Linked DNA regions of Homo sapiens: region 1 is linked to region 2. The links are chromatin contacts, found by Hi-C or POLR2A ChIA-PET in ENCODE. All regions are on one chromosome and are shown on one strand. The core of a region is the stretch at or near the end of the contact, and the rest is flanking DNA. Distances in the headings are between cores, read along the strand shown.

The links. A loop is a pair of places that touch in the nucleus more often than their neighbours do. ChIA-PET counts read pairs that join two places held with the same protein, here RNA polymerase II (POLR2A). Pooled maps may share reads with other maps.
Region 1: a pooled map shows a loop between it and region 2 (2.3-fold over the local background). The contact joins the enhancer-like site here to the promoter of PLOD1 in region 2. A Hi-C loop is called at or near these places in 1 of 37 single-sample maps with no recorded cell type and 4 of 50 pooled maps. POLR2A ChIA-PET finds 5 or more read pairs at or near these places in 2 of 52 experiments (activated B cell and naive thymus-derived CD8-positive, alpha-beta T cell).

The regions. Positions count from the first base shown.
Region 1 is chr1:12,142,408-12,145,284 of GRCh38, forward strand. TNFRSF8 (TNF receptor superfamily member 8) reads left to right here. Exons shown (of 15, transcript NM_001243.5): 15 at 1-1,800. The coding sequence ends at 124. Among named protein-coding and RNA genes, the nearest start is that of MIR7846, 23 kb to the right of the region's middle. RefSeq lists an enhancer at 2,792-2,877. Within about 2 kb of position 1,409, at least 23 of the 41 ENCODE cell types and tissues checked have a DNase peak (open chromatin) inside an H3K27ac peak, as active enhancers do.
Region 2 is chr1:11,933,108-11,935,996 of GRCh38, forward strand. It overlaps PLOD1 (procollagen-lysine,2-oxoglutarate 5-dioxygenase 1), which reads left to right and starts at 1,610. Exons shown (of 19, transcript NM_000302.4): 1 at 1,610-1,748. The coding sequence starts at 1,673. RefSeq lists enhancers at 393-1,318, 1,149-1,198, 1,319-2,242 and a silencer at 1,419-1,888.

The DNA of each region.
Region 1 (2,877 bases), core at 159-2,658, 210 kb after region 2:
CCATACCCCCCACTACCCCGAGCAGGAGACAGAACCGCCTCTGGGCAGCTGCAGCGATGTCATGCTCTCAGTGGAAGAGGAAGGGAAAGAAGACCCCTTGCCCACAGCTGCCTCTGGAAAGTGAGGCCTGGGCTGGGCTGGGGCTAGGAGGGCAGCAGGGTGGCCTCTGGGAGGCCAGGATGGCACTGTTGGCACCGAGGTTGGGGGCAGAGGCCCATCTGGCCTGAACTGAGGCTCCAGCATCTAGTGGTGGACCGGCCGGTCACTGCAGGGGTCTGGTGGTCTCTGCTTGCATCCCCAACTTAGCTGTCCCCTGACCCAGAGCCTAGGGGATCCGGGGCTTGTACAGAAGAGACAGTCCAAGGGGACTGGATCCCAGCAGTGATGTTGGTTGAGGCAGCAAACAGATGGCAGGATGGGCACTGCCGAGAACAGCATTGGTCCCAGAGCCCTGGGCATCAGACCTTAACCACCAGGCCCACAGCCCAGCGAGGGAGAGGTCGTGAGGCCAGCTCCCGGGGCCCCTGTAACCCTACTCTCCTCTCTCCCTGGACCTCAGAGGTGACACCCATTGGGCCCTTCCGGCATGCCCCCAGTTACTGTAAATGTGGCCCCCAGTGGGCATGGAGCCAGTGCCTGTGGTTGTTTCTCCAGAGTCAAAAGGGAAGTCGAGGGATGGGGCGTCGTCAGCTGGCACTGTCTCTGCTGCAGCGGCCACACTGTACTCTGCACTGGTGTGAGGGCCCCTGCCTGGACTGTGGGACCCTCCTGGTGCTGCCCACCTTCCCTGTCCTGTAGCCCCCTCGGTGGGCCCAGGGCCTAGGGCCCAGGATCAAGTCACTCATCTCAGAATGTCCCCACCAATCCCCGCCACAGCAGGCGCCTCGGGTCCCAGATGTCTGCAGCCCTCAGCAGCTGCAGACCGCCCCTCACCAACCCAGAGAACCTGCTTTACTTTGCCCAGGGACTTCCTCCCCATGTGAACATGGGGAACTTCGGGCCCTGCCTGGAGTCCTTGACCGCTCTCTGTGGGCCCCACCCACTCTGTCCTGGGAAATGAAGAAGCATCTTCCTTAGGTCTGCCCTGCTTGCAAATCCACTAGCACCGACCCCACCACCTGGTTCCGGCTCTGCACGCTTTGGGGTGTGGATGTCGAGAGGCACCACGGCCTCACCCAGGCATCTGCTTTACTCTGGACCATAGGAAACAAGACCGTTTGGAGGTTTCATCAGGATTTTGGGTTTTTCACATTTCACGCTAAGGAGTAGTGGCCCTGACTTCCGGTCGGCTGGCCAGCTGACTCCCTAGGGCCTTCAGACGTGTATGCAAATGAGTGATGGATAAGGATGAGTCTTGGAGTTGCGGGCAGCCTGGAGACTCGTGGACTTACCGCCTGGAGGCAGGCCCGGGAAGGCTGCTGTTTACTCATCGGGCAGCCACGTGCTCTCTGGAGGAAGTGATAGTTTCTGAAACCGCTCAGATGTTTTGGGGAAAGTTGGAGAAGCCGTGGCCTTGCGAGAGGTGGTTACACCAGAACCTGGACATTGGCCAGAAGAAGCTTAAGTGGGCAGACACTGTTTGCCCAGTGTTTGTGCAAGGATGGAGTGGGTGTCTCTGCATCACCCACAGCCGCAGCTGTAAGGCACGCTGGAAGGCACACGCCTGCCAGGCAGGGCAGTCTGGCGCCCATGATGGGAGGGATTGACATGTTTCAACAAAATAATGCACTTCCTTACCTAGTGGCCCTTCACACAACTTTTGAATCTCTAAAAATCCATAAAATCCTTAAAGAACTGTAAGGCTGAGGACATGATCATCGAAATTGAGAGTATGTTATTAATAGAACCCCTGAGCAGAAGTGGCTTTGGGAGTCTCCCAGCAGGGCAGGAATTCCCACTGAACCCCCAGGCACTAAGGTGGCCAGTCTCTGGTAGATTGGATACTTCTGGGGCCGGGAGCCCACTTCCTGCTGGGGCAGTCCTTCTTGTTGCTGGAAGATTTTCCTTATCACTCGAGGCAAATTCTTTCTCCATGTAATTGCCGCTCCCTGGTCCAAAGGCTGCCCTTTGAGGACACTCAAAGCCACTGTCGGCCAGTTGCGGTGCCTCACCCCTGTAATCCCAGCACACTGGGAGGCCGAGGCGAGTGGATCACCTGAGGTCAGGAGTTCAAGACTAGCCTGGCCAACATGGTAAAACCCCGTCTCTGCTAAAAATATAAAAATTAGTCGGGTGTGGTGGCGGGCACCTGTAATCCCAGCTACTCAGGAGGCTGAGGCAGGAGAATCGCTTGAACCTGGGAGGTGGAGGTTGCAGCAGTGAGCCGAGATCGTGCCACTGCACTCCAGCCTGGGTGACAAGAATGAGACTCCGTCTCAAAAAAAAAAAAAAAAAAATGCCACTGTTGTCACAAGGCTCCCTTTAGGTATTCGAAGAAAGGTTTCTGGGCCTCCCCATGGCCTTCCTCCCTCTGGGCTGGGCCGGGCAGCCCCATAGCTTTGGAGAAGGGATTCTCCAAGGAACAGCGTGAGTGCCCAAGCCCTGGGAGGCAGGGGGAGGACCACAGGTATCTGGGATCCCTGGGAGGCAGGGTGAGGACCACAGGTATCTGGGAGTGTTGGGCTTCAGTGTCTGAGCTGGGAGGAGCCCAGCCTGCCTCCCTGGGCACAGCTTTGTGGCACTTTAGGGCCAGCCTCCACCCCAGGCAGCCAGCCTGAGGCCTCCTCTGACTGTCTCCTGTGCGAGGTGGAGAACACCCACAGCCACAGACAGACCCTGTCCACCCCATCCCCAAGACTCCAGCCCACACCCACACATCAGCCCAGCCATTGAACCAGCCATGCACTCAGTCCAGGAGCCAGGGTGGATTTCCCCATC
Region 2 (2,889 bases), core at 360-2,859:
TCTTTTTTTTTTTTTTTGAGACAGAGTTTCGCTCTGTCGCCTAGGCTGGAGTGCAGTGGTTCAATCTTGGCTCACTGCAAACTCAGTCTCCTGGGTTCAAGTGATTCTACTGCCTCAGCCTCCTGAGTAGCTGGGATTACAGGCGCGCGCCACCACGCCTGGCTAATTTTTGTATTTTAGTAGAGACAGAGTTTCACCATGTTGGTCAAGCTGGTCTTGAACTCCTGACCTTGTGATCCGCTCGCCTCAGCCTCCCAAAGTGCTGGGATTACAGGTGTGAGCCACCGTGCCCGGCCTCTGTCTGAGGTTTCTTCCAAGGAAGGAAGGATTTTTGTTCAGAGGTGGCTGCCCCTGTCTGACATCTGGTCCAGGAGCCCTTACTCTAGAGACCGTTGAGTTGTTTGTTGGGCTTTGGGTATCTGTGAAGAGGCCCTAAAAACTTTCATCGATTCGTTTACTCATTTAACAATTAATCTCTCTAGGGTGTGGTGGCTCAGCCTGTAATCCCAGCACTTTGGGAGGCCAAGGCGGGTGGATCATCTGAGGGTGGGAGTTCAAGACCAGCCTGACCAACATGGAGAAACCCCACCTCTACTAAAAATACAAAATTAGCTGGGCATGGTGGCACATGCCTGTAATCCCAGCTACTCGGGAGGCTGAGGCAGGAGAATTGCTTGAACCCGGGAGGCGGAGGTTGCCGTGACCCCAGATCTCGCCGTTGCACTCCAGCCTGGGCAACAAGAGTGAAACTCTGTCTCAAAAAAAAGGTAGAAAAATTAGCCAGGGATGGTGGCTCAGGCCTGTGATCCCACCTACTTGGGAGGCTGAGATGGGAGGATCGCTTGAGCCCGGGAGGTCGAGGCTGCAGCAAGCGGTGATCACGCCACTGCACTCCAGCCTGGGCAACTGAAAGCAACCTTGTCTCAAAAAAATGAAAAAAAAAAAACAAAAAACAAAAAAACCTCAGAAGCAAGACTTTCCTTGGCTCAGAGGTTTGCCTCCCAGGGACACAAAGGGAGATCAAGTGATTGCCTTTTGGGGAGAGTGGAGACGGGCTTCCTGCATTTCCAGTGCCTGGGTGGGCCACGTAGGGGTGTCCGTGTCTCTGAACGCATCCGTGCCCACCCTCACCCCTTGGGTTTTGGGAAGGACTAATGAAATCATGAAAACTGACTTCCTTGGGGCTTGACCTGGGGCTGCTCTAAGTGCGCTACAGGTAACGCCATTAACCCGTGCAAGACCCAATGAACAGACGCTATCATAAGCCCCACTTTTCAGGCGAGCAAACAGGGGCTCGTGGCTATCGATGCCATGGAGCCTTGGCCCAGAACCTGGGGTCTAGAAATCGTGGCCTCTCTCTCCTCTCACCGCCCTCTTTCTGGTCGGAGTGAACCCCCCAGAGAAGGGAGGGAGACGGCAGGGCCTGACGGAAGCCCCGGGAGCTGCACAGAGAGGCGGAGGGAGCTGCCCTAATAAGGAGAGGCCCGGACTTGGGCATATCTGCAGAAAAACCCTTCCCCACTAGGCAGGCGCGGGGGAGGGCGTGGAGGGGCGGGGTGGTGCCGCCCCCGGGGCGGGCCCAGTGCGTGGCAGCGGGACCTGCGGCCCCGTCGCGAAGTTTCCAGCCCTGCGAGCGCCGCCGGGTCGGCCGATCGTCCCCCATACCTCGGCCATGCGGCCCCTGCTGCTACTGGCCCTGCTGGGCTGGCTGCTGCTGGCCGAAGCGAAGGGCGACGCCAAGCCGGAGGGTGAGGGAGCGAAGGCCGGGGGCGGGAGCGCGGATCCGGGCGGGAGGGCTGGTGTCGGGCTGCCTCCCTGGGAACGACCTGAATGGGAGGCCTGGGCTGGAGAGGGAGTCTGGGTTCCGGCTCCTTGTCCACTTAATCGCTGGTGACTTGAACAAATCACTTCCCCTCTTGGGGCTGCGGTTCCTGCTTCGGGAAGGAAAGGGTGACAGCTGAGTCCCATTCAGCACAGAAAGGCTCAAATAATAATAGTTTTCATAATAATAACCGACAATGGCTATTCTGCCCAGTGCTCACTATGGGCCAGGCATCAGTTAGGCATGATTGCTACCCTGGTAAGTGTTTCCTTCTATTATCCCCGTTTTCCAGCTGGGCAAACTGAGGCTCCAGAGTTCATTCACTTGCCCAAGATCATACAACTTGTGGGCCTTGGAACCAGGATTTACCCCACCCACCCAGGTGTCTGGTTCCAGAGCCAGGAGGCCTCATGACCATGGGAATGAGGGGTCTTGAGGGGGACAGGGGAGGAATGGGGGTAGAAGGTGTGGCTCACTTTGTGGATAAGTTTGTGCTTTCATCCATGTCCCCTGTGGTCTGCTTAGCCCCTGCCAGGGTGGTCTTCCTCTCTGCAGTTTATTTTTTTTATTTTACTTAATGTATTATTTATTTAGTTATTTATTTATTTTTGAGACAGAGTCTTGCTCTGTCGCCCAGGCTGGAACGCAGTATGCGATCTCGGCTTACTGCAACCTCTGCCTCCCAGGTAAAAGCAATTCTTTTTTTTTTTTTTGAGATGGAGTCTCGCTCTGTCGCCCAGGCTGGAATGCAGTGGCACAATCTCAGCTCACTGCAACCTCCACCTCCCAGGTTCAAGTGTTTCTCCTGCCTCGGCCTCCCAAGTAGCTGGGATTACAGGCACGTGCCACCATGCCTAGCTAATTTTTGTATTTTTAGTTGAGATGGGGTTTCACCATGCTGGCCAGGCTGGTCTTGAACTTCTGACCTCTTGATCCGCTGGCCTCAGCCTCCCAAAATGTTTGGATTACAGGCGTGAGCCATCGCGCCCGGCCGGTTCAAGCGACTCCTGTACCTCAGCCTCCCAGGTAGGTGGGATCACAGACATGTGCCACCATGCCCAGCTAAT